4 separate regions of the Homo sapiens genome follow, and all the other regions are linked to region 1. A link is a contact called in ENCODE Hi-C or POLR2A ChIA-PET data. All regions are on one chromosome and are shown on one strand. Each heading gives the region's core, a stretch centred on a gene start or an enhancer-like site at or near the end of the contact. The rest is flanking DNA. Distances are from core to core; before and after follow the strand shown. Region 1 holds the start of RPL39L (ribosomal protein L39 like). Region 2 has its middle 64 kb from the start of BCL6. Region 3 has its middle 17 kb from the start of AHSG. Region 4 holds the start of AHSG (alpha 2-HS glycoprotein).

What was found. A loop is a pair of places that touch in the nucleus more often than their neighbours do. ChIA-PET counts read pairs that join two places held with the same protein, here RNA polymerase II (POLR2A). Pooled maps may share reads with other maps.
Region 2: a loop to region 1 is called in a pooled map, with 2.3 times the contacts of the local background. The contact joins the enhancer-like site here to the promoter of RPL39L in region 1. A Hi-C loop is called at or near these places in 4 of 50 pooled maps. POLR2A ChIA-PET finds 5 or more read pairs at or near these places in 2 of 52 experiments (GM12878 and PC-9).
Region 3: POLR2A ChIA-PET joins it to region 1 with 10 read pairs in A673. The contact joins the enhancer-like site here to the promoter of RPL39L in region 1. POLR2A ChIA-PET finds 5 or more read pairs at or near these places in 2 of 52 experiments (A673 and activated B cell).
Region 4: a loop to region 1 is called in a pooled map, with 1.8 times the contacts of the local background. The contact joins the promoter of AHSG here to the promoter of RPL39L in region 1. A Hi-C loop is called at or near these places in 5 of 50 pooled maps.

Annotation. Positions count from the first base shown.
Region 1 is chr3:187,136,193-187,142,184 of GRCh38, forward strand. It overlaps RPL39L (ribosomal protein L39 like), which reads right to left and starts at 3,304. Exons shown (of 3, transcript NM_052969.3): 1 at 3,021-3,304. RefSeq lists enhancers at 820-1,320, 2,510-3,016, 2,885-2,984, 3,025-3,174 and a silencer at 3,215-3,444.
Region 2 is chr3:187,806,524-187,812,515 of GRCh38, forward strand. No RefSeq gene overlaps it. Among named protein-coding and RNA genes, the nearest start is that of BCL6, 64 kb to the left of the region's middle. Within about 2 kb of position 2,593, at least 10 of the 41 ENCODE cell types and tissues checked have a DNase peak (open chromatin) inside an H3K27ac peak, as active enhancers do; they include PC-9, where a contact is called at or near this core.
Region 3 is chr3:186,592,612-186,598,603 of GRCh38, forward strand. It overlaps the pseudogene PET100P1. Among named protein-coding and RNA genes, the nearest start is that of AHSG, 17 kb to the right of the region's middle. RefSeq lists an enhancer at 4,329-4,623. Within about 2 kb of position 2,445, at least 3 of the 41 ENCODE cell types and tissues checked have a DNase peak (open chromatin) inside an H3K27ac peak, as active enhancers do.
Region 4 is chr3:186,610,441-186,616,432 of GRCh38, forward strand. AHSG (alpha 2-HS glycoprotein) reads left to right here and starts at 2,620. Exons shown (of 7, transcript NM_001622.4): 1 at 2,620-2,914; 2 at 5,245-5,355. The coding sequence starts at 2,702.

The sequences.
Region 1 (5,992 bases), core at 2,054-4,553:
ACTTCAGACTAGAGCATCGGCAATTTCTTCACTAAAGCTAATTACTTTTTAAAGTGGTGTGACTGACAAAAAGAAGTCAGCCCAAGGATGCTGCAGTGCCAGAGTTTGTAACAATATAATTAGGAGTGAAGGTTGGTGAGGTGACCACCCTCCCTGATGACATCTTTCTTCCTTTCTCTATAGTTTTACAGTTCACTTATGCAAAACTGGACAATCAAACAGCCAAAGCAGTAGAGATAGGTCTGCCAGCAACTGAGTTGGTTCTAATGCAACAGCTGAGGGAAGTTTGAGCCTTTCTCTGCAGCCCTAGACCATCTGTAATTAGGCTGTGGTTCTTTAACTGCCAAGGCCTTTGAGTTAAGCTGGGTTAGTAAGGTTGTTTGATATGGATCGCATAGGATAAGAGTAGGTAGTGGTATTTTCTGGGAGATAAGAGTCAATGTGAGTAGTTTTTTGGGTGGGGTGGGTGGTGGGGAAGGCAGTTTTTCTGAACATTATAAGAAGTTTCCAATATCTCAAAACTTTTGTAATAGTGTTTTCCCAAAGAAATATAATGTGAGCCCCACATATAGTTACAATTTAAAATTTTCTGAGTCATGTTAAAAAATAAATAGGAACAGGTAAAATTAATTTGAATATATTTTATTTAATCTGATTTATTTAAAATACCATTTAAGCATGTAATTAATATAAAGGTGGATAAAATATTTTAAATTAAAAAGGAGACTTTAGGCTGAGTGCAGTGGCTCACACTTGTAATCCTAACATTTTGGGAGGCGAGAGGATTGCTTCAACTCAGGAGTTTGAGATCAGCCCGAGTATGTTTCTCATAGTGAGACCTCATCTCTACAAAAAAATTTAAAAATTAGCTGGGCATGGTGGTGCATGCCTGTGATCGGGAGGCTGAGGCAGCAAGAGGATGGCTTGAGCCGAGGAGATGAGGTTGTAGTGAGTCATGATTGAGTCAATGCACTCCAGCTTGGGCAACAGAACAACACTCTTCCTCAAAAAAAAAAAAAAAAAAAAAAAAAAGTGTCAGGTGCAGTGGCTCACACCTGTAATCCCAGCATTTTGGGAGGCCAAAATGCTCAGGATCACCTGAGGTCAGGAGTTCCAGACCAGCCTGGCCAACATGGTGAAACCCCGTCTCTACTAAAAATACAAAATAATTAGACAGCGTGGTGGCACATGCCTGTAGTCCCAGCTACTTGGGGAGGTGAGGCAGGAGGATCACCTGAACCCGGGAGGCGGAGGCTGCAGTGAGCCGAGGTTGCACCACTGCACTCCAGCCTGGGCAACAGAGTAAGACTCCGTCTTCAAAAAAGAAAAAGAAAAATTGGCCGGGTGCGGTGGCTCACGCCTGCAATCCCAGCACTTTGGGAGGCTGATGCGGGCAGATCATCTGAGGTCAGGAATTCGAGACCAGCCTGGCCAACCATGGCCAACATGGTGAAACCCCGTCTTTACTAAAAATACAAAAATTAGCCGGGTGTGGTGGCAGGCACAGCTACCACAATCCCAGCTACTCGGGAGGCTGAGACGGGAGAATCACTTGAACCCAGGCAGCAGAAGTTGCAGTGAGCCAGGATTGCGCCACTGCACTCCAGCGACAGAAGGATACTCCGTCTCAAAAAAAAAAAAAAAGGAAAAAAAGAGACTTTAAAAGCTGGTGTGCGTTTTAACATTTGTAGCACATCTTTTTTCAGACCAGCCACATTTCAAGTGCTGAATAGCTACATGTGATTCAATGAGCTTTGGTCAGCTCAGCTTTACAACCTCTCAGGTTCTTTCTCTAAGCAAACTCTCTTAGGTTCTGAAATTGAGAAGGCGTGGAGGGTGACTATTGGATTACAAAGCCTTTATGATTCCAACAACTCTCAGTTAATAGAAGCATCCGTCCTGTCTCTTGATGTCCTAGTGACTAAAGACATGTCTAGAGAAGAAACTCTTTTAACTATATTTTTATATAGTTACATGACAGCCTTTGAGAAAATTGAGAATTAAGGCCAGGCCCAGTGCAAAATGAAAATGTTGTGGAGGTGGCGGGGAGGGGAGGCGGGTGCTGGTTTAAAAATTAAGAATTTCAAGATTGCCATAGCAGAGCAAGAAAGTAAGTACAGGGCCCTTCTGAGCCCTATGTGACTGCACGGGTGGGACCCTTTTGAAGCTAGTCCTGGTCAGGGTTTATGTCTCTGGATGAATCCAGATGTGTAAAAGGCAAGGAAGTGGCGAGATTCCTTGGGCTATCTTTGAGAAACGGGGACCTTAAAGGAGACTGCAAAATCTTACCTACTGGAATTAATGGAGGAAAAGAAAGTGTTTGCGCCTGTGAGAACGCCTTGGAAAGAGGCAGTGAGCAGATGAGGCAGATAGGTAAGACACTTGGTTTTGCTGATTAAACCACTGATGAATCAGTGCCACTCACATCCTGGGTAATTCTAGGGACACTAGTTGGACAACGCTGACATCTGAAGAGGTGGCAGGGCGGAACATGGATCCCTTTAAGGCTACTTTATTGTCGATTTCCTCCTTCTCTAAGCTAGAAACAGGGGGTGCCTGAGTGGCCTCCAGAAGCCACTACTGTAGGCCAGGAGCAGTGCCTCACGCCTGTAATCCCAGCACTTTGGGAGGCCGAGGCGGGCGGATCACCTGAGGTCGGGAGTTCGAGACTGGTGTGACCAATATGGTGAAACCCGTCTTTACTAAAAATACAAAAATTAGCCGAGTGTGGTGGCGCGCGCCTGTAACCCCAGCTACTCAGGAGGCTAAGGCGGGAGAATCGCTTGAATCCGGAGGCGGAGGTTGCAGTGAGCCGAGATCACACCACTGCACTCCAGCCTGGGCGACGGAGGGAGACCCTGTCTCAAAAAACAAACAAACAAACAAACAAACAAAAACGCTACTACTGTTGGAGTCGGCTTGAGCTGTGGCATTGTTGTTTCCAGCCCGTGACCCTCACGCCGCCCTGCTCGTTGGGCGGACCGGGCCCTGGCGGCGGGTGAGGAGGAACCTTTACTTACCGGCGCCCTGGCCTCTGCTTTTTTCCCACTCTAGGACGCAAATCTCGATCTGCAAGGGCCTGGGGCGCGGGCGGAAAAGGCGGGCCCAGCTCCCTCAGGTCTGCGTGTCACCGACCCGAACCCGCTCCGTCGTCCTGACGCCCCCGGCCTAGCTGCAGCCACCTTGTCGCAGGGGCCTTGGTGTCTCTGAGACTCCGAGACGCCTCGCCCCCACCTGGCGTTCGGAGGCGGTTGCCTCGCTGGGCGCAGCAATTCAACCGCCGCGCGCCGGATGCTAAGACCGCGATTTCCCCGGATGCTAGGGCGGTGATTTCCCCCGTGACAGGCCCCGCCCCGGCCCCGCCCAGGCCCGGGCGGTCCCGCCCCACTGAGCTGTGGCTCGGGGAGCCGTGGGTCCGACTCCTGCGTGTGATGTGTCACCAAGTTGACTTTGGGGTCCCCCATTCTTCCTTAGTTCTCTATTTTACCTCAGCGCGTTGTCTAGCTGCTGCCTGGCCACGGTACTTAGCACACAGCGTGACTTAATACTGGATAAACGAGGAAAGGATTCGTACGCCCTGGCGGGGCCAGAGGCTCACAGCTTGGGTTCCCGCGAGCACACGAGCCAGGAACCGCCAATGCCTCCAGGGGGCGCTCTCCCTCCCATCGAGCCACCGCCGGGCCATTGGAGACCAGGAGGACCTCTCAGCTCCATCCCTGCGTCTCTAACAATTGTCTCATTTCCCTGCCTGGAGTCAGTATTACCACTCCCATAACACAGATTTTTAAAATGCAACTAAATTTTAAACGAGTCACTTTATTTAAAAACAACATGAACAAAATGGGATTTCTGCTAATGCAAATATCTATACAAATTTAACGATTTTGGTTCTAATTCTAGATGAAAAGTCAAATCTCCTGTTACATATGAGAAAAGTCAAATCTCCTGTTACATATTAGAAGTTTACCTCTTGTTACCTTTACTGCAACTGCAATGGCAGTTTCAACTGTTTCAACCAAGTAATGTAGTTGGAAATGCTGTTATTAGAAGTATATCTTCCCAGCATTTCGGGAGGCCAAGGTGGGTGGTTTACTTCAGGTCAGGAGTTCGAGACCAGCCTGGCCAACATGATGAAACCCTGTCTCTACAAAAATACAAAAACTAGCCAGGCGTGGTGGCGGGTGCCTGTAATCCCAGCTGCTCAGGAGGCTGAGGCACGAGAATCGGTTGAACCCTGGAGGCAGAGGTTGCAATGAGCTGTACTCCAGCCTGGGCAACAGAGTGAGACTGCATCTCAAAAAAAAAAAAAAAAAAAAAAAAAAAAAAAAAAAAAAGTGGATATGACAGTTCGAATTAGATCTAAAACCTTTCCTAATTACACCAGTTAAATCATGAAATCATGCAATAGTAGAACAGGTGTCTTACCTACCTGCATTATCCTGTAAATATTGACATGTTATTCTACATAATCATAAACTGACCGATCACACATATCTTTAAATCTAATCATCATAACTAAAAACTGTATTTGAATAAAATTAGTGTATTTCTAAATCTGTCTTTAACAGACACAAAGATGTAAATTTGAAATGTCTTGGTAAATGAGGTTAACACAATATAAATATTTTTGACGAATTCATCATAATTTGTTCATTTTAAGGAGATTGATTTTATTTTCTTGAAGCTTAAGGAGGACTTTGACATTTTAAATGTATCTAAAATTTAAATTTTATTAAATTTTACATTTCACATTTCTTTTTTTTATTGATTGAAACAAGCATTTCACATTTCATATTTCTTTTTTTTATTGATTGAAACAAGCATTCCATAGTCATTTCAAATAGTGTACAAAGTATTTTAAAATGTTTTTCTGGCCGGATGCAGTGGCTCACGCCTGTAATCCCAGCACTTTGGGAGGCCGAAGCGGGTGGATCACCAGGTCAGGAGATCGAGACTATCCTGGCCAACATGATGAAACCCTGTTTCTACTAAAAATACAAAAATTAGTCAAACGTGGTGGTACGTGCCTGTAGTCCTAGCTACTCAGAAAGCTGAGGCAGGAGAAGCGCTTGAACCTGGGAGGCGGAGGTTGCAGTTTTTCTTCAAAGACCTATCTGATTTCCATATGCAGGATAACACATTCAAACTCTTATTTGTTGTTAATGTAAGCTTTAATTCATATAGTTGTTTTTTTTTTCTTTGAGGAGTCTCTATCGCCCATACTGGAGTGCAGTGGCACAATCTCACTGCAACCTCCGCCTCCCAGGTTCAAGTAATTCTCATGCTTTAGCTTCCCAAGTAGCTGGGATTACAGGTGCATGCCAACATGCCTGGCTAATTTTTGTATTTTTAGTAGATACAGGGATTCACCATGTTGGCCAGGCTCGTCTCGAACTCCTGACCTTTGGTCATCCACCTGCCTCAGCCTCCCAAAGTGTTGGGATTACGGGGTGAGCCACTACGCCAGGCCTGCTTTTAATTTTGTGAATGGTCTTGATAACATTTCATTGTTCATTGATTAAATTCATTGTTGTGATGTTTTAAGCTTGGTGACTTAATGTTGTTGATGAACAATGCAACTAGTTGCCAAAAGCCTGATATTACACTTTACTACCCAACTACAGCTGATGCTCAAATAATGACATTGGGATATGATTTTAAAATTTATTTTCCTGAAATAATGTGTGTGTCAAATCTTAACACCCCATTGTATTCCTTGTCAGTAACTTTGAAGACAACAACAACAAAAAACCTCCTTATCTTTATATCACTGTTTTGGCCTATTTGCATTGCTATAAACGAACACTTGAGGATGGATAATTTATGAAGAAAGATTTATCTGGCTCATGTTCCACAGGCTGTATAAGAAGCATGGTGCCCACATCTACATCTAGTGAGAGCCTCAAACTGCTTTCACTCATGGTGCAAGGGAAAGGGGAGCAACTTGTGCAGAGATCACATGGCAAAAGACGCAAGAGAGAGTAGAGAGGGA
Region 2 (5,992 bases), core at 1,343-3,842, 670 kb after region 1:
CCCTCCTGCCAGACTGGTATCTATTCCTTCTCTGTGTTGGTCTCCATGAATCTTGAAATATAACTTATTGTTTAAAATCCAAGTTTTTACCATGATTTCTAAGGCCCTTCATCATGTGGCCCTTCCCTAGCTTCCCACTCTCATTCTGTGTGTCCTGCCCTCATTCACACACCACACTGGCCTTTGCTTTGCTCTCAATATCCCAGGCACGTCCCATCTCAGGGCCCTGCACTTGTAGCTTCTGCTGGACTCCTCTCCTCTTGTCTTTCTCTTAACTGATAACTGTTCACCATTTGGATGTCAGCTCGACTGTTATTTAGTTAGGCGACCACTTACTCCATCTAAGAAAGGCCCCCTTCAGCTTAAATGACAGTCACATTTCCTTATTTTATTTTCCTCATGATACCTGAGATGATTTTGGTTATGTGTTTATTTATGTAGCATAACCTTCCCAAACCTGTAAGCCCCTTGAGGATAGGAGCATGATCTTAATATTTGCTATATCCTTGTATCAGTCAGTTAGATGTTCACCAAAATCTTTCTTTTTCTTGAAAATAGAGCAGGGCTCATTTCAGATTCCTTTGTAGTTAGGTGTGACTGAGTTCCAGCTAATGGAACATGTGTAGAAATATATGTGCCACTTCCAGGCCTGGCTGTGAAAACCTCCCATGCACACTCCAGCATGGTCCCCCCTCCTACCAGATGATGACAAGGCCTCAGGGAGTAGTAGAGGGACGAGATGAAAGAAACCTGGCCTCTTGAATGACTAAGTGAAGGAGAGTTGCCCCAGCAACCTACATTCTCCTCCAAGACTGTTATGTGAGCAAGAAATAAGTTCTGTGTTGACTCATTACATGAGGCTACCCTAACTAAAACAATGCCCAATGCCAAGAGCAGTACCTGGTCCATAATTAGCCCTCAATGAACAGTGATTGAATGACTGACTATTACACACTTAATAATGATGTGTTCAGTGATGAAATGTCTTTTCCCAACACTCGTTCTTCATTTACTAAGCTCCCTGAGGACAAGGATGTTTTATCAATCTCTATACACTCTGTGCTTTCCACTGTACCTAAACCTCAGTAGTCATTCAATGGATGTGTGTTGCATTGAGTTTCCAGGCAATGTAAGGGAGACAATGACTGGCAAAGCATGGTCAAGATGCACGAGCATGAGGAGGTGTTAGACATGCCTGTGACCACCAATGTTGGTGCAGTTCTTGCAAGCTTACCAAGGGCTCTTCACCTGCTTCTTATTTGTAACAACAATTCTGAAATGTAATAACTTTTATAATTCCCATTTTAGACATAATAAATATGAGTTCACAAAGGGATCTTTGCTCAAGATTTTACTTTTTAAAGTGATAAAGCTAGAATTCATTCATTGTTTTGTTTTTTTTGAGAGGGATTATCACTCTGTCACCCAGGCTGGAGTGTGGTGGTGTGATCTCAGCTCACGTCAACCTCCCCCTCCTGGGTTCCAGCCATTCTCCTGCCTCAGCCTCCTGAGTAGCTGGGATTACAGGTGCCCACCACCATGCCCAGCTAATTTTTGTATTTTTAGTAGAGATGGGATTTCACCATGTTGTCCAGGCTGGTCTCAAACTCCTAACTTCAAGTGATCCACCCACCTCGGCCTCCCAAAGTGCTGGGATTACAGGTGTGAGCCACTGCGCCCGGCCCAATTCATTGTTTAAGAATACTTATTGAGTGCCTAAGATGGGCTAGTGCCCTGGCTGAATCTTCTGCACCTACTAGGGGCTTAGGAAATATGAGAACTCAAAGTTCTGAAGAAATTGGAATTACCTCCCAGAAGACAAATGGGAGGCTCCAGGCTCCAGCCGAGGACTGAGAAAATTGCCTGTGTCATGCAGCCGACGTGTTGAGCTGGGATGCCACTGCTGCTGCTGTGTGCCTTATGCAAGTTTCTGGGTGGTCTGCCAGACTCTCCTGGAATCAACAACAGCGCAGGGACCCCCTTTGCAGCTCTTCTACTTGCCCGGGCTAATGGCCCTGGCATTCTAAGTCTGCCCTTTTCCATACATTCTTTCCTCCTTTCTGTGCCAGGATTTCAGTAGATGATTTAGAGTGAGTTCCGGGCCATTTAGCTCAGAGATTTGGGTGAAAGTTTCCTCCCACCCATCCCAGGCCTCAGATAGCCCATCAGGGTATGACCAGGTCCTGTGAAGGAAGGGGAAGAAAAGCTTGTGGAGATTTTCAGGCACAGGGTAGGAGACGTTTCCTCAGCTGCTGCATTTGCCTACTGTAATCTGGCTGTACAAGGCTTGTCAATAATAGATTGGTTGAAAATGTAGGACAAAAAACTCAGGAAGACGTAACTTGCCTACACAGAGACTGCAAAGGCCCCTGGAGGGTTGCTGGCAGGCTGGATGATTTGTCGCTGCAAAGAGGGAAGGCGCTGTTGCCTGAAGGGGCAGGTGGCCGAAAGAAAAGAGGAAGATTAGATGACCAGTTCTTCACAGGGGTTCAGCCTTTACCAGCCTGGAGACACTCCTCTCTGTGCTTGAGCGCCTCTCTCTGTAAATAAATCCAGGCTGCTCTTACAGTGCAGGATGTCCCACATACCGTACATCTGAGGTGGGGTGAAATACAAATATGCCTTTTCATAATAGCTTTACACCTGGTGCAGCAGAGGACTGGTTTATTACCTTGGTAAACAAAAGTTAGAATTCAAGCAAAGTACAAACTTTGCCGAAGGCACTTCTGACAGTGCACCTTGTGTTTGTGAAGTGAACTCGATATATATACGATGTGAAGCAATGGAAGGCTGGGCTTTTTCTTTCTTTCTTTCTTTCTTTCTTTTTTTTTTTCACTTGTCTGATTTGCAAGGTTTAAAAGTTCACGTGTGTGTGTGTGTGTGTGTGAGAGAGAGAGAGAGAGAGAGAGAGAAAGGTTGGGGGAATTTACTTTGGCTCTGGCTTTTTCCAGCATTTTGAAATCATGCTGTTTAGCGTGGAAAAAAATATGTGAGCCAATTTATATTGTTTTCCAGAGAGAATGTACTTCTTGCTGCTCTCAGAGTGACAATGAGAATTTTTGGGTTGGAGACAGGGTAAACCAGTTTGGGGAACACACAAAGGAACCAGGATTTGCATTAAATCTAACTTAAATTAAACAATAAAAAATAAATATTTATTCAGTGCATTTTTTTTTGCACCAAGCACAGAACCAAAAACTTTCATCACCATTATTTCATTTAGTCTTCTCAACCGCATGAAGCAGGGATTCTTGATCAAAATATCCATTTCACAGGTGAGGAAACTGAGGCTATGGTTGCTCAAGTATTCAAGCTTGTGTGTTCTAATTCTAAATTCAGGTTTTTATGCATGTCCCCTAAGCTGTGCACGGGATCACAGACTATATGGTGTCCTGTCACTTTGCTTCTTTTTCCTGAACCCCCGCATTTTTCAGCCTTGTTCTCTGCCTCAATGAATAGTGATTGTGCCACTTCCAGGCCTGGCTGTGAAAACCTCCCATGCACACTCCAGCATGGTCCCTCCTCCTACCAGGTGATGACAAGGCCCCAGGGAATAGCAGTACTTGGGGAAATGACTGATCTTCTCCGTTCTTTGGTGTATTTCTGCCCAGATGATCTCCATACTGCTTACTTATCACCTAGTCATTTGAGCTGCCCTACGACCAGCCAGCACCTTCATGCATTCCAATACCAAGGATCTGAAACATGTGGATTAGATTTCCCCTCAAAACACACATAAGCCGAAAAGCTAAGGCAGAAAGTGCAAAGCAAGAACACATCTTATGTTTGGTTAGCTCCACAAATGCCTCTGCATTCTCCCATCCCCAGCTTGAATAAATCAGATAAGCTTCAGCAAAAGCATCTGAACTTTTTGGATTCTTTTCCCAAACAAGCCTTTGAACCTGAAGAACTTTGCCTATCTCTGCGTGTTCACTCCTCAAATGTTCAGCTGGGGCTTGCCCACTGCACAGCTCAAGCTGGTGAAATTTAACTCTTTCATCCACAGATTACTTTCCAACCCGTCTGAAGTGACAGTAAACTCATTAGGCTCATTTTCAAGAAGACTCTCTATGAATGTGTCAGCTTATGCCTGTCTCCACAGACGAAGGATTCCTTCAGGGAACATATTAAACTGAGACTAGTGAGAGGTGATGCCATTAAAGCGTTGTCAGTTCAGCAGTTTTATGGTACCAGAGCTGTGGCTGCTTGTCCTTAGCAGGATTTCAAGAGAAAGCCTCGTCTCCCTCCTCCAGATCCCCTGCTACCTCCACCCCCTACCATGGATGCATCTTTAATTGCAGTTCCTTGAGGAATGCCTTTGGCTTTATTTATTACAAGCTGTTAGAAAATTATTGGAACACAAATACTTATTACAGTGAACAGATTTCAGTTGCAAATGGATTCAACCCAATTCCTGTGCCCAAGCCCCTGAGGGAACAGGAATGGAGATCTCTGGGCTGTGAAACGAAACTTGGTCAAGGATGCTTCCTTCAGAGACTCTGCTCTGAAAACCCAGGAGAGCCAAAAAGTGGAAGGCTAGCATTTAAATGAACTGTAAAGAGCATCTAACCAACCCCTTTGTCTTACAGAGGAGGAAATGGAGGTTCAGTGGAAATAGCAAGGCCAAGGCTAAAATAGCCAGCCAACAATAGGCCTCTGCAACTCCCCGGCCAGGCATTATAGCTCTCTTCCATGCTGTCTTTTATACCCAGAGAAAGTGAGATTAAATAAAGCCAAAAAAAAATTGGCCCTAAATCCTGGCCTGGATCCACGTATCCGGGCTTTTCATTACAGCTTGTCAATACATGGCCATAGATTGAGTCCATAGAAAGATGCTCACCCCACGACAGAAGAGAGACAGGAAACCTGGAATGCTTCTGAAACATTGACTGGAAATCTTACTCAATGTTAAGAGATCTTAGTGTATCTTTACATGGTAACATTTCTAGACCAGATAGGCAACGCTTAAAGAGAAATCTATACTCCTTTCCTACTTTCAATTTCATTCTCATTAGCTGCTTTGATTTTCTTGCTGGTGACTCTCAGCTGCTATGGATCCTTATTATTGGGAAGTACAGTTAGTCCATGATGGGGTTCTAAATTGAAGTAACTGATAAAGTATGAGAATATTAGGGCTAGAAGAAAACTTAATGATACTCTGGCCATATCTTCAGTTTCCAGTTGAGTACAGTGGGTCTGAGAGAGGTTGAGTGACTTCAGGCAGGGTCACTGGGTACACTATGGACTGCAAAACATTGAATTGCCCCACCACGTGAAAGGAGGTTCCTTCCATCTGACAATGACAAACCACTTCCCTTTGTAATACTTAGGTGTCTTTTATGAATTATTAATGGATTGTGCCCAGTTCTACAGAGCCGAATGTGTATTGCAGCCTAGTCCTAACAAATCCACTGACATCTGCATGAGGTATGGATCATGAGATATCCTCGCCATCTTTTGTTTCATGGAAAGACCAGTAAACAGAAGTCAGGGGAATTTTCCAAGATTACATGGTGAGTCAGCAAAGGCTCTGGGGCAACAAGCTGTTACTGGATGAGGAATCGGAAGATACAAATTCCAGTCTTCACACTGTCTCTAATCATGTGGGAGATCTTGGGCAAGCCACTTCTGTCTCTGAGTCTCAGTTTCTTCACCCATAGAAGGGCTTTTCAGGATGGCCTCTAAGAACCTTTCAGCTTGCTGTGGCCTATGGATCTAGAATACAAGGTTCAGAGCTATTTAATGTCTAAAATATGATTGTGCAAAGCCAGAGATTGCCACAATGATACACCCTCAGAATTCTGGGTTTTGCCTCCAAAATTGGAAGTGTCTTAGCAATTTGTGTGCAAATAATAATAGTAGTAACAATACTTTTTTTTTTCTTAAATTATTTTCAAGCTCTTGGTGATTGCAGTACTTGTCTGCTTGCAAGGACAATCATATAACACAACAAACTAATAACAGACAATGAGAGAACTCAGAAATATGATAT
Region 3 (5,992 bases), core at 1,195-3,694, 540 kb before region 1:
GGTTAAAGCTATGTCCCCTTCATGTGTGGCCATTGCCTTTGTAGGGGGCATTTTGAAGACATTGAAGAAGAACGTAAAGGATTCCTCGATTTTTGATCCACTTAGATGGTAAAACTGTAGATAATGAAAGAGATTTTAGAACTCAGAACAAGACCTTTGAGAAATTCTCTGTGAAGCCCATAAGAACAACCTAAAAATAGGCATTTCTACTTGCTATGGTTTGAATTTTAGCCCCCTCCAAAACTCATGTTGAAAATCCCCGATGTGGCAGTATTGAGAGGGGGAGCTTTTAAGAGGCGATTGGATCATGAGGTGATTGCCTTTGTGAATGGATTAATCTACTCATGGACCAGTGAATCAATAGGGTTGTTGGCTTTTATGAAGAGAAAGAGAGGCCTGAACTAGCATGCTCAGCCCCCTCACCATGTGATGCCCTGCACCATCTGGGGAGTCTGCAGTGTCCTCACCAACAGGAAGGCCCTCGCCAGATCTGGCCTCTTGAACTTGCACTTCTCAGCCTCCATAACTGTAAGAAATACATTTTTTTATTTATAAATTATTCAGTTCCAGATATTCTGTTACAAGCAACAGAAAACAGACCAAGACACTTTTTTTTTTCTCAGCTCATTGCAACCTCTGCCTCCTAAGTTCAAGGGATTCTCCTGCCTCAGGCTCCTGAGTAGCTGGGATTACAGGCACCCACCACCATGCCCGCCTAATTTTTATATTTTTAGTAGAGACAGGGTTTTGCTATGTTGGCCAGGCTGGTCTTGAACTCCTGACCTCAGGTGATCTGCCTGCCTTGGCCTCCCAAAGTGCTGGGATTACAGGTGTGAGCCACCTTGCCCAGCCCCAAGACACTATTGATGTGATATTTGAAGGCACTGAACTTGAAACTCTAGGGAAGAACTCAAACCAGCTCATCTGAGCATGTATGTGCATACAGAGAATTTGATCAAGGAAGGTAATGCAAAACTGAGCTGTCACAAACTATCACAGTACGTGGTTTCTAAAATTTATTTCTATGGTGGCCTTTGAAGCACAAACCTTAGGAATTTTCAAGCCCAGACTTTTATCAGCATGGCTCACTTCTGAGAGGAACTGGCTGAGCTGAGAAGTAGCCATAGGCTACCAGCCCTGAGTGTGGTGTCTCTGGAATTCTGGTGATATGAATCCCACATGAATATGAATCCCAGAATGATAATAAAATTTTGGACACTGTGGCCAAACCGTGGATAATTCCTGGATCCACTCAGTGCACAGATATCATGTTGTCTTTTATTTAACTCTTGCTATAGAAACTGAGAGCCCCCTCAATTACATAGACCTAGGTCCAGGAAGGAAACACACTTAATTGACACACCGCACAGTTGTCCAGAAAGCAGTATGTGAAACTGCAGTCTTCTCATTGGTTTGCTCAAACATGATTGTGCTTAGCTCCGAGTCTACAGTTCTAAGTCCAAGTGCTGGCTCTGCGGTGAGACTGGATTTAAATCCCTTCTCTTCCAATTATTAGCTCCATGACCTTGAACAAGTATGACAACCTCTCTGAGCCTCCTCACCCAACTCATATTGTGAAGATTGAACAATATGATATATTTAAAGTACCTGGTATGTAACAAGCACTCATTAAATATTAGGTATTATTACTGTTATATAATAAATGTGACTAAACTTTTTGAACCAATTTGCATCTCTGTTAAGACATATTTTTGAAACACTAACAAATTTCCCCAATGTCAAACAGTGTAAAACATTCATTGACCTGCACAGGTGTGGATTTCTGACCCCGTGACACCCTTTCCTTGGGAAAAAACCAAGAATGTCTCCGCTGAAGAATATCTGCAGAGAATACATGGAAACCAATCCTACATTCTCAGCCTGCTCTAGGCCCAGAAAAACAGAAACTGCTATGAGGGCTATTACTAAACATGGAAAGAGGGAAAGATAAAACAGCCACAGAGCCTCGGGAGAAATGAGAGCAGACATCTCAGGAGCTGGCCTGAGACACGCCACCTGGCAGAGTGTTTGTATAGCAGGAAGCCTCAGACCTCTGACCTTCACTGCTAGAGATCTGGCAGTCCAGAGTTACAGCGCTTGGTGTGACCCATTGCCTTTCCCCACCAGCACTAGGGTAACCAGATCATCTCTGTTTGCCTGGGACTTTTTCTGTTTTAGCACTGAAAGTCCCATGTCCCAGAAACTTCTCAGTCCCAGACAAACCTGGACAGTTGATCCTTCTAAGCCCCAGCATGAAAGGTGCTGCTTGCATGGAAGCCCATGCAGCTCACGTCATTCAGAACTGTTATGAGCAAGTGCAGAGTGATGGCTGAAGGCACAGGAGGGGCTAGAGCTAGGCTGAGTTCTGAGACTGTCTCATGAAGGAGGAACTCATGAGAGCTGTGCATGGAGACCAGGTCGGGCTGCACCATAGCACAACTGTCACCCGGGTGAACACGTGCCAGGGGAGGGCCAGACCAAGGCAGAGCCTTCCCAAGCTGGTTCACAGATTGGCACACACTGAAAACAACATTCTACATTGCACATTTACGCAGGGGACAGGGAGAAAATAATTTTGTTTGGTACAAGTTGTATATGCACCCTCTTCCTTTATATTAAAGATAAATTATTGCATGTGCTGACTATATGATAAAAACATAAGCATAACTATAATTGGCTTTCATTTCCATTTTCTGTTTATTTTAATGAATAATGTTAAACACTTATACATACTAAGAAGATAGGCTACTTACATGGTTATGGGCTTAAAGGCCTCTGGGGAAAAATATATATAATATATTTATAAATAAATATATATTATATATAAAATATAAATATGTAATATAAAATTTATATATAAATATATATAATATAAACATTGTATATTATATAAAATATATATCATATAAACATTGTATATAATATATATAATATAAACATCATATGTTATATATAAATATATATATTATATATACATTTTGACAGAGTCTCACTCTGTCACCCAGGCTGGACTGCAGTGGCACAGTCATGGCTCACTGCAGCCTTGACCTCCCAAGCTCAAGCCATCCACCCATCTCAGCCTCCCAAGTAGCTGGGACCACAGGTGCATGCCACCATGCCTGACTAATTTTCATATTTTTTGTAGAGACGAGGTTGTAAATATCTTTAAATTTTTTTTTTCTAATCGTATGTTGGCAAAATTCTCCCACTTTTGTTTGCTGTATTCCTTTAAAAATTTATTATTATTTTTAAAATACTGTTTATTAATGTTTTTATATAGAGATGTGGATCTCACTATGTTGCCCAGGCTGGTATTGAACTCCTGGGCTGAAGCGATCCTCCCGCCTCGGCCTTCCAAAGGGCTGCGATTACAGGCAGGAGCCACCGTGCTCAGCCTGTTTGCTCTATTATTTTTTAAATTTTTGTTTGTCTCTTTTTGTTTGTTGTGTAGTTATTAATTTTATGAATCTCCTTAAGGTAAATATTAAGGGATTTTTACAATTTAGATAATAAAATATATTAGTTGTTTGCTATAAACAGTGATATTTCAGATTTTTGGCTGACTTGGACTCCTGACAGCTGGCAACAGCCCACTGGCTGGTCTGAGAGTCCCTGTCACAGTCTGAGCTTGAAGGCACAGTTTGCAAAAACCCTCAAGAAGGAAAGCCCAGAACCAGCAAAAAACATCTTTTTTTTTTTTTTTTTTTGAGACGGAGTCTCGCTCTGTGGCCCAGGCTGGAGTGCAGTGGCGTGATCTCGGCTCACTGCAAGCTCCACCTCCCGGGTTCATGCCATTCTCCTGCCTCAGCCTCCCGTGTAGCTGGGACTACAGGTGCCCGCCACCACGCCTGGCTAATTTTTTTTTGTATTTTTTAGTAGCGACGGGGTTTCACTGTGTTAGCTAGGATGGTCTCGATCTCCTGACCTCCTGATCCGCCCGCCTCGGCCTCCCAAAGTGCTGGGATTACAGGCGTGAGCCACCGCACCCTGCCACAAAGAACATTTTTTAAAATGTTCCTCTATTTGCATGAAAGGGCACTGCCTGCTGTGGAAAGGATGGATCCGGTGCACATTCTATCAACTATGGAGAGTCATGCAGGGAAACAGATTGGTTGCTGTCCAGCTTCCAGGTCATTCTAGTGTCATATTAACTCCCCTTTCCGAGTGCTGCCCGGGGCCTATTCATGCCTACCCCTCCCCATATGACTCAGGGAGGGGCTCTCTGTACTCTTGGCAGCCAGAGAAAAGCCCATGATCTCTGGTGTAGAGATGAAGTGGGCACAATTACATCAAAAGGAGAGAGGGAGAGCTCACTCGTGAAAGCTTTCATTTGGTATAAAGAAACAATCAGGGGGAGAAACGAGATGGGGGTGAAGCTGGAGATATTTCGGATGATAATCTACCTCACTTTCCCTGTGGCTATGTTCTGGGTTTCCAATCAGGCCGAGTGGTTTGAGGATGATGTCATACAGCGCAAGAGGGAGCTGTGGCCACCTGAGAAGCTTCAAGAGTTAGAGGAATTCAAAGAGAGGTTACGGAAGCGGAAGCGGCGGGAGGAGAAGCTCCTTCGCGACGCCCAGCAGAACTCCTGAGGCCTCCAAGTGGGAGTCCTAGCCCCTCCCCTGATGAAATATACATATACTCAGTTCCTTGTTATTCAAAAAAAAAAAAAAAAAAGAGAAAACATCAGGAGCAATTGTAGGTTTCTTCAATGGGAAAAATAAGATTAAAACAATATACTTCATTGCTTAAACATTTATTAAACAGCCACTATGTGCATGAACTTCAGGAGGCACTGGGAAACCAGGGATACCCAGAGCCCAGCTCCTACACAGAGGAGTCCAGCCAGTGCAGGGTGGGGTGCAGGCCGTGCTCCAGCCTGTCCTCCGCAGCAGATCCCTGAGCTCAGACTCCTCCCAACACACAGCTTAAGAAGGTGCCTTCCAATCTATTAGGCATCCTCATCTGGGGTTTGCTGATGATGAGTCTGGTTTTCTTTCTTTCTTTCTTTCTTTCTTTCTTTCTTTCTTTCTTTCTTTCTTTCTTTCTTTCTTTCTTTCTCTTTCTTTCTCTTCCTTCCTTCCTTCCTTTCTTCTTTCTTTTTTCCTTCCTTCCTTCCTTCTCTCCTTCCCTCCTTTCCCTTCCTTCCTTTCTTTTTCCTTCCTTCCTTCCCTCCCTCCCTCGCTCCTTCCCTTCTTTCTTTCTCTTTCTTTCCCTCTCTCTTTCTTTCTTCTTTCTTTTTCAAAACAGAGTTTCACTCTTGTTCTCCAGGCTAAAGTGCAGTGGCGCGATCTCAGCTCACTGCAACCTCCGCCTCCCAGGTTCAAATGATTCTCTTGCCTCAGCCTCCCAAGTAGCTGGGATTACAGGCGTGCGCCACCATGCCTGGGTACTTTTTTGTATTTTTAGTAGAGACGGGGTTTCACCATGTTGGCCAGGCTGGTCTCAAACTCCTGACCTTGAGTGATCTGCCAACCTCAGCCTCCCAAGCTGCTGAGATTACAGGTGTGAGCCACTGTGCCCCAGCCTGGTTTTCTTTTTTTTTTTCTTTTGAGAAAGAGTTTCCCCTTCGTCACCCAAGCTGGAGTGCAATGGCACGATCTCGGCTCACTGCAACCTCTGCCTCCTGTAATCCCAGCTACTTAGGAGGCTGAGGCATGAGAATTGCTCAATTGCTGGGATTCCAGGCACACACCTCCACGCCTGGCTAATTTTTGTATTTTTTGTAGAGATGGGGGTTTCATCATGTTGGCCAGGCTGGTCTCGAACTCCTGACCTTGTCATCTGCCCGTCTTGGCCTCCCAAAGTGCTGGGATTATAGGCATGAGCCACAGCGCCTGCCCTGGTTCTGGTTTTCTCCACTCCTGCAGCATGGTTTTCATCACCTTCTCCCACCTCCCCTTCCTCCTCCTTCACACACATTCTTCTTTGAAAATGTCATCACCACCTCCTCTATGTATGGCACGGAACCAGACCCTGGCCACCGCTGTTT
Region 4 (5,992 bases), core at 1,370-3,869, 530 kb before region 1:
AAAAATGTGCAAATCATTAGAATCAATAATTTTACTTCTAAAAATCTATCCTGAAAAAAAGAATCAAAAGCCAAAGATTCCTAAATAAAAAAGTGTGTTTTTTTGTTTTTTTGTTTTTTGTTTTTTTTTTGTTTTTTTTTGTTTTTTGTTTTGAGACAGAGTCTCACTCTGTTGCCCAAGCTGGAGTGCAGTGGCACAATCTCCCCTCACTGCAACCTCTGCCTCCCAGGTTCAAGTGATTCTCCTGCCTCAGCCTCCCAAGTAGCTGAGATTACAGGCGTCCAGCACCACGCCCAGCCAATTTTTTGTATTTTTAGTAGAGATGGGGTTTCACCATGTTGGCCAGGATGCTCTCTATCTGTTGACCTCATGATCCACCTGCCTTGGCCTCCCAAAGTGCTGGGATTACAGGTGTAAGCCACCGTGCCTGGCCTGTAAACATGTTTTTAAGTCTACTTAATGACATAGGAAAATATTCAAGTTAAAGCAATAGGTGAAAAAATTTTAACAGCTGTATATGCAGTATAATCAAAATTATATTAAAATATTATTTTACATAGAAAAAAAGAAAAGATATAAATGCATCAAAACATTAACACTGTTTATCTCTGCATGATGAGATTGTGAATGATTTCTTTTTTGAGACAGAGTCTCATTCTGTTGGCTGGGCTGGAGTGCAGTGGCACTATCATAGCTCACTGCAACCATAGCCTACTCCAGGTCTTATGCTATCATCCTGCCTTCATAGTTGGGATTACAGGTGTGTGCCACCTTACCACACTTTATTCAATTTTTCTTTTTTTTGAGTCGGAGTCCCACTCCGTTGCCAGGCTGGAGTGCAGTGGCGCAATCTTGGCTCACTGCAACCTCCACCTCCTGGGTTCAAGTGATTCTCCTGTCTCGGCCTCCCGAGTAGGTGGGACTACAGGCGCGCGCCACCACGCCCAGCTAATTTTTGTATTTTTAGAAGAGACAGGGTTTCACTGTGTTGGTCAGGTTGGGCTCAATCTCTAGGCCTCGTGATCTGCCCACCTCAGCCTCCCAAAGTGCTGGAATTACAGGTGTGAACCACCGTGCCCAGCCCTTCAATATTTTTAAAGATTATATAAAGAAAAGCATAGCTTCCACACACAGTTCAGGAGTCAGGGCCCTGAGTGAAATGGAGTATAAGGTGATGGAAGATTGCCCCTGGCTTTGAGGATCATCTTGCTGGATGACCAGAGTTTGTTTTTCATCTGGAAGAATCATGGTCCCCCTCTTGGAGAGAACCTGGAGTCCTGGCCACACCTTCTGAGCTTCTGACATTAAGATTCGGTGTGGTGTGTGAGCAGCTGGGAGTAAATGTGAGAACAGTCCTGCCAACTACCTTCTCTGCCCCATCACCACTCACTTCACCTCCCTCACCCCGATTCTCACCCCAGAAAATCAATATTAAGCTTCCCTTTGGAGGGGCCCCTCTTCTTTCTTTTTTTTTTAACCAGTTTTTTTTTCTCTGAAGCAATATCAAACATTAGAACAAATTCACCCACACACAATGATGGCCTCTAAATATTTGAAGACCATGTTGGTCTCCATGAGAGGGCTTCTTTGCTTCAGACTAAACCAAACCAGGTCCTTGTGTGATATTTCCCAAGCCTCTCTTTATCCTGCCAACCCTCCTTGGATGTCACACTTGGAATTGTCAAGGGTCACTTAATAGGCAGTGCCTGGAGTCAACACTGGCCCTCTGTTCTGGCCAGAAAGACACACTGTAATTCTGCTGAGTCTGCAAAGAATGTTCAAGGGGTATTTGTGTCCGTAGCTGCTCGTGCAGCATCTCAGCCTGCGGTGTCAGACTCGAACCCAGAGCTGTGTCAAATGAGTCAGGACTCCCCTCTGCTGCCCTTGTGCACTGGCAGGGGCACTAGGTTACTAGTGCTAGGAGACTCTGGTCAGTGCCCATCTGTGCTGTCACATGCAGGGCCCTGGCAGTGAGGTCTGGAGAAGGAAGAGAAGGGGCAGGGAACCCCACACGTTTTGCTGGTCATTTCCCACCGTGGTCCTGCCACGGGAACCCCCTTCTTCCACCTCCATTCCCCACTTTAGGCAGAAACATCTCTCATCCTTTTTCTTTTCTCCAAGAATCTTCCCCCAAAATCTTGGCATCTCCTATACACATCTGTACCTTTGCTATATCTGTGGGCCTTGTTCTCCCTGTAGGACTCCTCTTGGAAAGCTAACTCCCCCTGACATTGGAGAATTTTATCAAATTGCTGAGTATCCTCCCTTCCCTCTCACAGACCCCATGGCATGCTCAGATCACAGTAGAAGACATTTCCTCTGCTGCCAAACCCATGGCACTCTGAGGCTGACTGTGTCCACCTCATTCCCTCAGCTGTCTTCTCTTTGCTGCTATTACCATGTTCCAAGCAGACTTTGGAGCATCTCCCCCACAGCAGCATGGACTTTGGCAGATTTCTTGGGGACCAGCGATGTCCTAACCTGTTTGCTTTTCCAGGGCTGATGTTTGCAGGGTGTTTTTTTTTTTCTTTTGAACCAAAGCAGAAATCATCCTGTATCCTTATGCAATTCTTCCGGCAGGCTCCAACAGATAAATAAAGCCCACCACCCTCCATGGGTCTACCTTTCCCAGCAGAGCACCTGGGTTGGTCCCGAAGCCTCCAACCACCTGCACGCCTGCCAGGGCCTCTCTGGGGCAGCCATGAAGTCCCTCGTCCTGCTCCTTTGTCTTGCTCAGCTCTGGGGCTGCCACTCAGCCCCACATGGCCCAGGGCTGATTTATAGACAACCGAACTGCGATGATCCAGAAACTGAGGAAGCAGCTCTGGTGGCTATAGACTACATCAATCAAAACCTTCCTTGGGGATACAAACACACCTTGAACCAGATTGATGAAGTAAAGGTGTGGCCTCAGGTAAGTGGACCTGCTGTCTATGAGCTGAAATAATGTGTACATGGAGCTCAATCAGGTGCCTCAAAAAATCACCATCACCCAGTGCAAATGAAACCACAGAGGAGTAAATTCTCTGATTTCTTCCCAGGAGTGAGGGAAGGGGCAGGCAGAGGGCAGGAGAGGAGACATTCTGTATGGCAGTCATGGGTGTCAGGAGGGAGCTGGGTGGGGTGTGAGGTGGTGTGCAGGAGAAAAAGTGCTTCAAATGGTAGTGTGCAGATCACAGACAGAAAGTGTAACTTGCTGGAAAAACTAGGACCCAAGAGACCAGCTCCTAGTTGCCAAGTTACCACTGGCTGAAAATCACGTATCTGTCTTTGGTTTGGTTTCTCTCTAACAAAGACTGAGAATGAATAAAACTAGCATCTGGCAGATGCCTACTATATGCCAGGCCCATTCACATAGATTATCTCATTTACTCTTTCCCGGTCCTGCCTCCTGGTGCTGTGTGGTACATATATTGTTCTTGTCTTACCCAAGAGGAGACCAAGGCTCTGTTGTGTGTGTGTGTGCAGTTTTTTTGTTTTTTGTTTTTGTCTTTTTTTTTTTGGTCCAAAATCATATAATTACTAAGTCTTCAGGCTGGGATTTGATTCCATATCTGTGTTCCTTCTTCTACACAAACTGCCTCCCAAAGAGAGTTACCCACATCCCAGAGAGAAGTCTTGGCATAAACACAATTCACCTCCTCACACACTAGACAGGAAACCAACGCAGCTTGAAGCCAGTGACAAGAAAAATCAAGCTGGAAATATGCCTCGGGGATCAGTCAAGAGATTTGGAGAGGTGGAAAGAAGCTGTCTGCCTACTGCCTGTTTTGAAATTAGATTTATTTCTGATTAAGGACAATTCTTTCAGCAAATATGTATTACAAGCCTTCCTTGGACAAGAACCAGAGATATTAGGTTGAACCATATAAAACTGCCATTTTTCTATATCAAAAGCAACCAAATATTGGCCGTTTTAATGGTTCAACCTAATACAGTGGTGAAAAAGGCACAATATGTGCCCACAAGAGCTTACAATCTAGGTTGGAAAATAAGGTCAACAACAGGAAGCCTGGACCGACTGACGACTGCCATCCGTCTCACAAAGAGACAAAATATTTGAAATCAGGATTGCTCCGGATGGATTTTAAGAGTGCTGCAGCCATATTAAAGCACAGTGGTGGTTAGGAGGAAACGCTGATCAAGTCAGGGGAAATGAACACGCAACACGCACATCTGAGGGAAAAGGTAATCATGAATGGGCATTGTGACTTTTACTAAAGGCAGAGCTTCAGAGTTGGTTCCCTTGAGAAACCCAGGTGTACCCGGTTCCTGTTCGCCAGAGCTGTGAACGCTTTCAGGCAGTCACTCTGGGCACACCTGGACATCATAAAATGCGGAGCTTCTCCCAGGGGAGGGGATGCTGAGGCTTCAGGTACTAGTGAATCAGGCAGAACCAATGAGAGGCAAACAGAGCTGGGCTGAGAGGAGAAAAGGCATACTTGTACCTTCTGGATTTTTCAGGCTTCGAAGACAAGATACAGAAACAGGTGAACTCACAAGAATATCTCCAAGGATTGTTGCAAGCTCCCTCGTGTCTACACTAGTGACATCCAGTTTCCTGTCAGAGGGAGACATGCCCTTCCCCATTATCGCCAGCAGGGGGAAGTAGAGAGCAGCATCGTTGCATGCCGGCACCTGCTGCACAAGCCAAGACAAAGGAAAAACCAAGGACAACAGCAGCAAAAACCTCTAGGAGGGAAAAGAAAACGGAGGAAGGAAGGAAAGCAAATAATGAAAAGGAAGAAAGAAAGAAGGAGAGGGAGGGATAGAGGAGATTAAAAAAAGACAGTAAGATATTACCCTACACCACCTTATTTTGCAGCTTGTCTGAGAAAAATCCAAACTTGCATTTTCCAAAGCACTGCTTGAAGAGTGAAATCTTAAAAAATTAAATAAATAATAAATACAAATAAGTGTTAACACCCATTTGTAGTTTTCAAATAGAGCTCAGAGTGAGGGCTGTGGCTCCATCGACTTGTTCAAGCCCAGGACCCCGTCTGCTTTGCGAGCATCATCTGGTGCTTCCTTAATCAACAGACGAAGACCAGACAAGCCCTGGTCATTGTCCTGCCCACAGGCCAGTTCAGAGCTAGACGGAGTTGCAGACTGACAGTAAGAATGACATTTCCCTCACCTCTCCAAAAGCGGGGTGCTCTCAAGCCCAATGAGGGCGCATACCGTGGACCGCACCACAGGATCAGGGGAATAGGTTGCTCACGGCTTCACTCTTTGTCTCCACAGCAGCCCTCCGGAGAGCTGTTTGAGATTGAAATAGACACCCTGGAAACCACCTGCCATGTGCTGGACCCCACCCCTGTGGCAAGATGCAGCGTGAGGCAGCTGAAGGAGCATGTGAGTACCCTTCTTAGGATGACTGTAGGTGGCCCTTCGGCCAGCTCCACCGATTCACCCAGCGTCTCAGCCTGCCTTCTTGGCTAGCCAGGGTGCAGTTTCTAAAATTGCCATTTGTGGCCGAGCGCAGTGGCTCATGCCTATAATCTCAGCACTTTGGGAGGCTGAGGCAAGTGGATCGCCTGAGGTCAGGAGTTCAAGACCAGCCTGGCCAGTATGGTGAAACCCCATCTCTACTAAAAATACAAAAATTAGCTGGACGTGGTGACGGGCACCTGTAAATCCCAGCTCCTCGGGAGGCTGAGGCAGGAGAATCGCTTGAACCCGGGAGGTGGAGGTTGCAGTGAGCCAAGATCCTGCCATTGCACTCCAGCCTGGGCAACAACAGTGAATCTCTATCTCGAAATAATAATAATAATAATCATCATCATAAATAAAATTGCCATTTGATGCCACTTGCCCTGGGGCTGATTTTTACAAGCGTTTAACTATATCGTTGTATCCCTGAAAGCAGAGAGTGCCATGTTTCAGTATTACCCAGCAAAGGCGATTTTGCAAGGGTCACCTTTGACAGCCGTGCCTGGAGGGAGCCTGCCCGGGGTGCGAAGGGGAAGGGCAGCCATCCTCACGTGGGTTT